2 separate regions of the Homo sapiens genome follow, and region 1 is linked to region 2. A link is an interaction called in ENCODE POLR2A ChIA-PET data of the cell type or tissue named here. Cell type or tissue: Panc1. All regions are shown on one strand. Each heading gives the region's core, and the rest is flanking DNA. Links, peaks and the distances in the headings are about the cores only.

Region 1 (5,437 bases), core at 1,438-5,437, 520 kb after region 2:
TATTCATATCTAAGTGTGTGATCCATATCTAAGAAGACTATGTCTAACTCAATAACATAGGGATTTTCATCTAATAATTTTTTAATTTTAATTTTTAAATTCAGGTCTATGATTCATTTTGAGTTTTTTCATTTTTTTTTTTGTATTGGCTGAAGGCCACAATAATCTTAGGGTCCCATGAAAATGCTTTAAATCTTTTCAAATAATAAGAACAAATTAAGTGCAATTGATGGCAGCAGCGGGCTGTCCACGGCGGTCGCTGTCATCAGGTCAGCTGCTGTGGGGAGGGTGCCAGGAGGAGGCAGAGCTGGGCTGGAGTAATGCTGTGCTCCACAGAGCCAGCAGGAGCCAGGGTAAGCGAGAGCCCCCCCGCCAAGCCTGCCACGTTGGGTGCCACTGCAATGGGGCTGAGCTGAGCCACCTGCCAGCAGGGAGCAGCATGGTTGGGCACAGAGGGGTGGGCAGAGAGGGGCCCAGTAAGGACCTGGAGCTGCAAGGAGGCATGGCCAGGGCTGCCTGCATGCTGCTCCACAGAGTAGGCAGGCGGGAGTCCTACCCTCCCAGGCACAGGACCTGGGCATCTCTGCAGTCTGCACCCTTGGGGTCCTGGGAAAGTCCCCCTCCCCCCTCAGGCTTGGGGGGTGTCTGCTCCTGCTGCCTGGCCTCTCCCTGCCCCTGGTGCCTGCTCCAATCTCAGAGCAGGGTTGGGGCTGAGCCCAGGCACTGTTACAGTCTGGCCAGGTGTGTGCACACTTGGAGCAGAGCTGACACACCAGCCCCCTGCTGTCTTGGTCCTTTCCGGAATTTGGGCCCCAAGGAGCTCTGGGGGGAAGCCGAGGGGCGCCTGAGGGCAACCCAGCACTGGCCTACAGGTGCCCTTTTGCACAAGCAGCCTGGGCACCATGGATGGTGGCAGGAGGCAGATCGGCTCCTGGGTGGAAGAGGACAGGTTACTGGTGAAGCCCCACCTTCAGGCCAGGCTGCTAGTACTGCTGACTGGAGTGGGAACTTGTGGTGCCTTTTCCAGGCCCTCCCATGGCCGCCCACAGACCAATTGGCAGCACTTCCTCCCATCTGAGGCCCATAAAAGCCCTGGGCTCAGCCAGAGCACTGCAGATGATGAGACGTCCAGCTGCAGAGAGGAGCTACCCTCTCTGCTGATAGCTGAACACTTGTCAGGATGGCTAGCTGCAGAAGGAGCTACCCTCTTTGCTTCTAGAACTCAACACTTGTTGGGATGACTTGCCTAGCAGAGAGGAGCCATCCCCATCTCGCCACCTTGCAGGCGAAGAGGAGGAAAGAAGAGCTGTGGCCCTTCGGGGAGCTCAGACCTGGGAGCTCTTCAAGCCAGGGCTGTCACTCCCTCCTTGGAGCCCTTCGGTTCCTGGTGTCTCCAAGCTTCCAGGCACCACCATGTTCCCTGGTGCCAGGAATGGAAGCTGCTTGCATGTGCCTGGTCCAGCTGCAGCCTTGCAGAGAGCCAGCGTGCAAGCTGGCACCTAGAATTGCTCACCCTGCTGAGGCAGCCGGCATGTCTGACTGCACAGTTGGACTCCATGCTCACTCACACACCCCTCACCCCTCACCCCTCACCACTTCATGCAGTCTCCCTCGGCAGGGGAGGGATCCTGGTTGGTAGTGTGAGCCGAGCGCAGCCTGCAAAGCCAAGTGGGCAGAGTGAGCCCAGCGGGCCTGAGCAAAACTTGGACAAAGGTGCCACTGGCCACAGAGGTTTCCAGCCAAAAACCAACACCCCAAAGATCCACTAACATAATCAGTTGGGATTACATTTGTATTTATAGCAACACAGTTTTAAAACATAATTTTTTGGGCTTGGTGGCCTGTGCCTATAATCCCAGCTATTGGGAAGCTGAGGTGGGAGGATCACTTGAGGTCAGGAGGTCTAGACCAGCCTGGGCAACATATGGAGACCCTCTCTTTAAAAAAAAAGTGAAATATAGGCCAAGCACAGTGGCTCACGCCTGTAATCTCAGCACTTTGGGAAGCTGAGGCAGGCGGATCACCTGAGGTCAGGAGTTCGAGACCAGCCTGGCTAACATGGTGAAACCCTGTTTCTACTAAAAATACAAAAAATTAGCTGGGTGTGGTGGTGCGTGCCTGTAATCCCAGCTACTTGGGAGGCTGAGGCAGGAGAATCATTTGAACCTGGGAGGCAGAGGTTGCAGTGAGCCGAGATTGTGCCATTGCACTCCAGCTTGGGCAACAAGAGTGAAACTCTGTCTCAAAAGAAAAAAAAGAAATATAGTTTTTTTTTTGGCAGGATGTGGTGGCTCACGCCTGTAATCCCAGCACTTTGGGAGGCCGAGGCGGGCAGATCACTTGAGGTCAGGAGTTTGAGACATAACAAGCCTCTTTTCATAACAAGCCTCTTTCAATCACACCTAATGAGGTGACATGGAGTGGGGCCCCTAAATGGCTTTAGGATGGGTGCTGGTCCCCACAAAATTAGAAGGTGGGGCCGGGGATGGCAAGACCCTGTCTCTACTAAAAATACAAAAATTAGCCAGGCGTGGTAGTGCACACCTATAATCACAGCTACTAGGGAGGCTGAGGTAGGAGAATTGCTTGAACCCAGGGGACGCAGTTGCAGTGAGCCGAGATGGCACCACTGCACTCCAGCCTGGACGACAGAGTGAGACTCTGTCTCAACAAAAAACAAAGAAACAAAAAGAGCAAATATAATTAAATTTTTTAATAGAAGAATGTACCTCTGATGTTCTTCCTGACACTAAATACATGGTGACTTTCCACACCAATTCTTCAATTCTCTGTCAGCAACTGGGTGGCCTACAAGTCATTTCAATTCTGACGTCAACTCCAGGAGTTAGTTCAGATCCCACAAATTAATGGCTCAGTCCCACAAGGATACCCTCCTTCAGACACCAGTCACAAGTTCCTTAGGCCACCTGCACTCCGACTGACCAGCTGTGAAGTCAAGGCTTCCTATAATTCCTTCCTCATGGTGAATAATTCACTAGAATGACTCACAGAACTGAGGAAAATGTGTTTCTTACATTTACTAGTTTATTATGAAGGATGCCACTCAAATAACTGAATGGAAGAGATGCACAGGGCAATGTAAAGGGGGACTATGCAGAGCTTCCGTGCCCTGTTGCTCTTCCCCACAGTACTCTCGTGTGTTTGCCAGTGCAGAACCTCTTCTATCTCTTGTTGAAGAATTTATAACTCAATCACCAGCCCCTTCTTCTCCCTGGAGGTAGGGCATGGGGTGAGGCTGAAAGTTCCCACTTTTCAATTATTTTGGGGGTGGAAGGAGGAGGTCTCTCTCTGTTACCCAGCCTGGTGTTCAATGGTGTGAACACAGCCTACTGCAGCCCTGACTTCCTGTGCTCAAGCGATCCTCCCACCTTGGCCTCCCAAAGTACTGGGATTACAGGTGTGAGCCACCATACCCAGCCCCCTTCTAATTTTGTGGGGATCAGCACCCATCCTGAAGCCATCTAGGGGCCCCACTCCATGTCACCTCATTAGGTGTGATTGAAAGAGGCTTGTTATGAAAAACAAAAGATACTCCTGTTAGAAAATTCCATGTGTTTTAGGAGCTCTGTCTCAGGAACGAGGGACAAAGCCCAAATACAGTTGATCTTTGCACAACCAGGGGATTAGGGGAGCTGACCCTTCACACAATAGAAAATTTACGCATAACTTTCACTCCCCAAAAACTTAATTATTAATAGCTTACTGTTGACAAGAAGCCTTACCAATAACATAAACAATTAGTACATACATTGTATATTATATGTGTTATGTATTGCATTCTTAGAGTAAGCTAGAGAAAAGAAAATGTGATTACAAAAGTCATACGGAAGATTGTTCATTAAGCAGATGTGGATCATTATAAAGATCTTCATCCTTGTCTTCACATTGAGTAGGCTGAGATGGAGGAGAAAGACCAGGGGTTGGTCTTGCTGTTTCAGAGGTGTCACAGGCAGGGAAAAAAGCCACCTACGAGTGGATCTGCGCAGTTCAAACTCGTGTTGTTCAAGCGTCAACTGTATATACATTTACTGTAGCATAGAAACCAAGAAAGCAAAAGTGCCTAGGGCCATGGAAGTCATAACGTGGCCCTTTGAGTTAGGCAGTTTTACCAGCAGTTTTGAGACTATGGCAGCTTGGAATGGGTCCAAAAATAAGCATCAGTGGATGATGGTAGTGGAGATGCAGTGAAATGAACTGGCTTGGGCTTTGATTTAGAGTCAGTTGGACCGGCTGATGGATTCATTTGAGAGGTGAATGAAAGAGAAATCAGGATGTCTTTACAGCTTTTAAAATTTGAGGCCAGTTATGGTGGCTTACACTTGTAATCCCTGCACTTTGGGAGGCCAAGGTGGGTGGATCGCTTGAGCTCAGGAGTTCAAGACCAGCCTGGGCAAAATGATGAAACCCTGTCTCTACAAAATATACAAAAATTAGCTGGGCATGGTGGTGGACACCTGTAATCCCAGCTACTTAGGAGGCTGAGGCAAGAGAATCACTTGAACCCTGGAGGTGGAGGTTGCAGTGAGCCAAGATTGTGCCACTGCACTCCAGCCTGGGTAAAAGAACAAGACTGTGTCTCAAAAAAAAAAAAAGAAAGAAAAAGAAAAAAGAAAAATAAATAAAATTCGAAACCTTGCTGGCTCTCTTTTAATAGGTTTTCTTTTTCAATATTTAAGGAATTTTTTTTTTCTTTTAAGCTGCTGATAACTTACAGCAATTTGGTAAGGCATACTTTTGCAACCAAAAATTCAAAGATTTGCTTTTCCTTCCTACCTAATTCCTCCAAAATCTGGAAACTATTCATGAAGATTCTTATTTTTATGACAATATGGTTATTTGCATAAGTTCAATAAGAAGCTCTTCTCTTCAACAAAATACAACTGGAAATATTGGTTATATTACCAAAGCTTTGACTGCAATGTCATATTGTATTAATCTGTTCTCACCCTGCTATGAAGACATACCTGAGACTGGGTAATTTATAAAGAAAAGAGGTTTAATTGACTCACAGTTCCACATGACTGGGAATGCCTCAGGAAACTTACAATCATGGTGGAAGGTACCTCTTCACGGGGTGGCAGGAGAGAGAATGGTTGCCGAGCAAAGGGGGAAGCCCCTTATAAAACCATCAGATCTCGTGAGAACTCACTATTACAAGCACAGCATGGCGGAATTCCCTCCCACCCCACTGCCAGTGCTGTTCCTTCATTCATTCATTATCAATTGAATTGATGCCGATTCAATTATATCCACCTAGTCCTGCCCTTGACACTTGGGGATTATTACAATTCAAGGTGACATTTGGTTGGGGACACAGACCCAAACCATATCATATATATATATACGTATATATATATATTCATATATATATACATATATATTCATATATATACATATATATGAATATATATATTCA
Region 2 (4,000 bases), core at 1-4,000:
TAGTGTTTTTTGTTTTGTTTTGTTTATTAATGTGGGAGAGTGATTTAATGGTCTGTATGGTCTTTTGGACATTCTAAAAATCCTGCTAAAATGGGAGTAAGAGTTCTAAGTTAAGCAAAAAGGACAACTTTTTGCTCATGCATGCTTTAATACAAATTGGGATATACTGATAAAGGGAATTAAAAAATATTTTAAAGTGGTGAACACATCTGGTAACGTTTATTTTTAATTTTTGTCTGAAGGTAGAGGGGATGTGAATTAGATAATAGGTCCTTTCCTATTCTGTGAGGTACAATCGTCTCTCTGGGTGATAAAGTACATATCCTATTAATATTATACTTAGGATTTTGTTCCTCTTCTTCCCTTCCAAATTCATTTTTCCATTTTGTAAATAATAAAGATTTCTGTTTACCCATTTGCTCCTTTTCTCCTCCGTCTTCCCTTCAATGGAAGCTGACATTTTACTGATGGTTTACCAGTCTAGGTATCCTGCTGAGAAGTAGATTGAGATTTAAGAAAAGCAACTTACCATTGGAATGAATGAGATTTACTGAGGAATTCTAATTTTTTAAAGTGCTTAATTTGACAGTGGTTTACCTACTGTTCAGCTGACTCAAAGTGAATTATTATGCAAAGAACTGATTTGGAGGTTCTTTTGATGTTACATGTTTCAGATATAAATTTAATTTTTCAGAAAAAATTGAATTTTTCATAGAATCTTATAGACTTCAAAGCATGTGTGCTACAAAGATTTTGTAATATATAAGTTATATAGGTGGCAAACCTTCCCATTTTGAGTATTAGTCTGACTGCATTAAATAAACAGACAGCAAGGGGAAAAAAATACAGAATTTCTGACTCAGATCATAACTCCATCTCCTGTCAAACAGCATCACTGCTAATGGTTGCTGGTTATTTTTTAATAAGACATAATATAGTTATTAAGCTAGTAATCTTTGATCAGCCCTTGATTTTAGCTGAAAATATATTGACCGTTTATTTCTGTATTTGTGATTTTTCAAAAGTATGAATTTTTTAAATCAATATGTTAACTGAAAACTATGATAAATACTATAAAAGAAAATTGTCAGTGTCACCAGGTATTCCTTAAATTTATATACTTAGCCTTGGTTTAAGAGGCCTATTTTATGTATTTTAGTCTCAGTATGCTTAGAAAATTAGTAATTGCTTCTAGAGCCTATTTTTTTTCTTCCTCACTCCATTGATTTTCAGCTTTGAAGTTGTGATATTGCATTTTAAATTTATTTTTTATTTCAACTACTCCCTATACTTCACTCTCATTTCTGCCTAGCTTGTTCATATTCTTCTTTTTCTACCTCCCACCCCTGAGCCACTTGCCTTTTTTTTTCTTTGTGGTTAAATGATTTATAAGTAGCTTTATTATTCTAGTTTTTGTGGATTTTTTTATGACATTCCCTTGAGGTATTCAGAGATTCTTTTGGACATTATCAGGGCAAAGAAGGTGATACACTATAAAAGGTTTCATGGGAGTTCCAGGGAACCCTGTGATGGTGACAAACTGTGACCCAGTATATTCCTAAAAATAGAGAGATGCCAGCCTGAATGGGCATTTTTTTCCCCTTCTCATTACCAGCTAGTGATGTGATGCTTCTCCTGATTAATCTCTGGCATCACAGTGGCTGGAATGAAGCTTCAGGGAGTAAGCACAAAGTGGTTCAGCAAACACACTCAAAAAGAGCTTAACACAGCAAATATATTCTTGCAGAAAAATAAGACCAAAATTTAGCAATATGATTAGTCCAGAGCATGTGTTGCTTTTTTGTTTGTTTTTTTTTTTTTTTTTTGAGATGGAGTCTCCCTCTGTCGCCAGGCTGGAGTGCAGTGGTGTGATCTCGGCTCAGTGCAACCTCTGCCTCCTGGGCTCAAGCAATTCTCCTGCCTCAGCCTCCTGAGTGGCTGGGATTATAGGCATGCGCCATCACGCCCAGCTAATTTTGTATTTTTTGTAGAGACGGGGTTTCTCCATGTTGGTCAGGCTGGTCTCGAACTCCCAACCTCAGGTGATCCGCCTGCTTCGGCCTCCCAAAGTGCTGGGATTACAGGCGTGAGCCACAGTGCCCAGCCGCGTTCTTTATTACTAGAAAGAAAGTGATTTTCCAAATGTACAGCTATCCTTTTAAAGTGTCACTTTCTGCCCATTTCCCACATAAGAGCATAAAATTAATGCTTGTCCAGAGCATACAGTATTTGTTATTGATTCATGTGCCTATGGTTTTATTACATATGTTTTTAATATGTTAGTAGTCATTAATTTTAAATAAGTACCTTTAAAAAGATAGGAATTGTGAAAGTTTGTTTTGTGCCAACAGTCTTATATGCATGTGAGTGCTTAATACATATCTCTGGATAGTGTGTTTAGTTTCATGTATCACAAATGGCAACTAATCTCAAAGCAGCAAAATCTTATCAATTCCAAAGAAGAAACACATGTTGGAGTCTACTATATATCTATTTCAAATTGGTTGAAATGAGGTTGTTTTCAGATCAATTGAAAAAATGCTAATAATAGTTTTTTTTCTCATGCCTGTTGTACTGAAATCTTACTTGGAGTTAGGTTTTGCTTTAGATTTTAAAGACAGCTCTTTGACCGAGCTTCTTTTAAGTTGTACAAAAATTACTTCAACCATTAGTGTTACTACTAACTTAAAGAACAGTAATGTTGGCCGGGCGCGGTGGCTCACACCTGTAATCCCAGCACTTTCGGAGGCCTAGGCCCAGGATCACAAGGTCAAGAGATCGAGACCATCCTGGCCAACATGGTGAAACCCCATCTCTACTAAAAAAGTACAAAAATTATCTGAGCGTGGTGGCGCGCGCCTGTAGTCCCAGCTACTCAGGAGGCTGAGGCAGGAGAATCGCTTGAACCCAGGAGGCGGAGGTGGCAGCGAGCCGAGATCGCGCCACTGCACTCCAACCTGCCAACAGAGTGAGACTCCATCTCACAAACAAACAAACAAACAGTAGTGTTAACTTAGTAATTTTAGCTCAAGGCTAATAATCAGGAGCGTCTACAACTAAATTAATGAGTATTCTTCTCCATTTTCTTATTTATGAAAAGAATATAGCATTACTTCATGATTATTTGAGGGTAATGAATTTATGAAGTACTCGAATTAACATTTATACCCGCCTTGTCTATAGTATGAAAACCTCTGGACTCACGTGATTGCCATCATGTGCCACGTTGATGAAATTGAGCTCTTAGATAATCAGAGTCAATGTTGATTAATATTTTTATATTTTATCACATTGTAATTTGTTAACATTGCTGAAGAGTGTTATACGTGATCAGTAACTTGCATGATTAATAAGCATTGATGTTTATACATATTCGTTTGTTTTCTAGGTATTCCAACTTTATTATATGGACTTGGCTCCTGGTTATTTGCCAGAGTCACAGAGACTGTGCATACCAGTTATGGACCCATAACAGTTTATTTTCTCAATAAAGAAGATGAAGGTGCCATGTATTGAAAGTGTGCGTCAAAGAACATAAATATCAGTGGATTTTCTCTGTGTATATGTGCAGTATTTATTTTTGATCCTTTAAAATAAAACTTTTGCAAATACTTTTTTCTTTCTACAGTATCTGCTTCTTTAAGATGAATCATTGCCCTCAAGAGGTGAAGCTTTTTATACATCGTTATATATTACATACTCTGTTTAGCTGATGTGAACTACAAACACATGAAGCTTCACACCATTTTTTCCCTAGAACTAGGTTAACCTACAGATAAAAAATGATTACAATGTAATAGATTCTATAGTTAATTAACAATTTAAATCAACTCTGAAGAGAAAATATAGATGCCCACACAAAAGAGAAGGGGGGAAAATCTTTTATGTAACAATGGAAAAAGAAGTAGAAGACATTAGGATGTATGATGGAAATATTACATCATTGGCAAATCCAAAATTGATGAGAATCTAATTGTAATCTCAAGTCTAAACCATTCAG

What was found. Peaks named below come from ENCODE experiments on the same cell type or tissue, not always from the same donor. Only the 100,000 strongest peaks of a DNase experiment are listed, where the experiment ranks them.
Region 1: POLR2A ChIA-PET joins it to region 2 with 8 read pairs; 3 of 35 experiments call an interaction of 5 or more read pairs at or near these places.

The regions. Positions count from the first base shown.
Region 1 is chr15:68,045,081-68,050,517 of GRCh38, forward strand. No RefSeq gene overlaps it. Among named protein-coding and RNA genes, the nearest start is that of PIAS1, 6.5 kb to the right of the region's middle. RefSeq lists enhancers at 1-412, 413-932. In Panc1, for the core only: no CTCF peak of the experiment used is centred there; no DNase peak of the experiment used is centred there; H3K27ac peaks cover 1,682 bases.
Region 2 is chr15:67,523,030-67,527,029 of GRCh38, forward strand. C15orf61 (chromosome 15 open reading frame 61) reads left to right here. Exons shown (of 2, transcript NM_001143936.2): 2 at 3,389-4,000. The coding sequence ends at 3,516. Among named protein-coding and RNA genes, the nearest start is that of IQCH-AS1, 3.2 kb to the left of the region's middle. In Panc1, for the core only: no CTCF peak of the experiment used is centred there; no DNase peak of the experiment used is centred there; H3K4me3 peaks cover 66 bases; H3K27ac peaks cover 824 bases.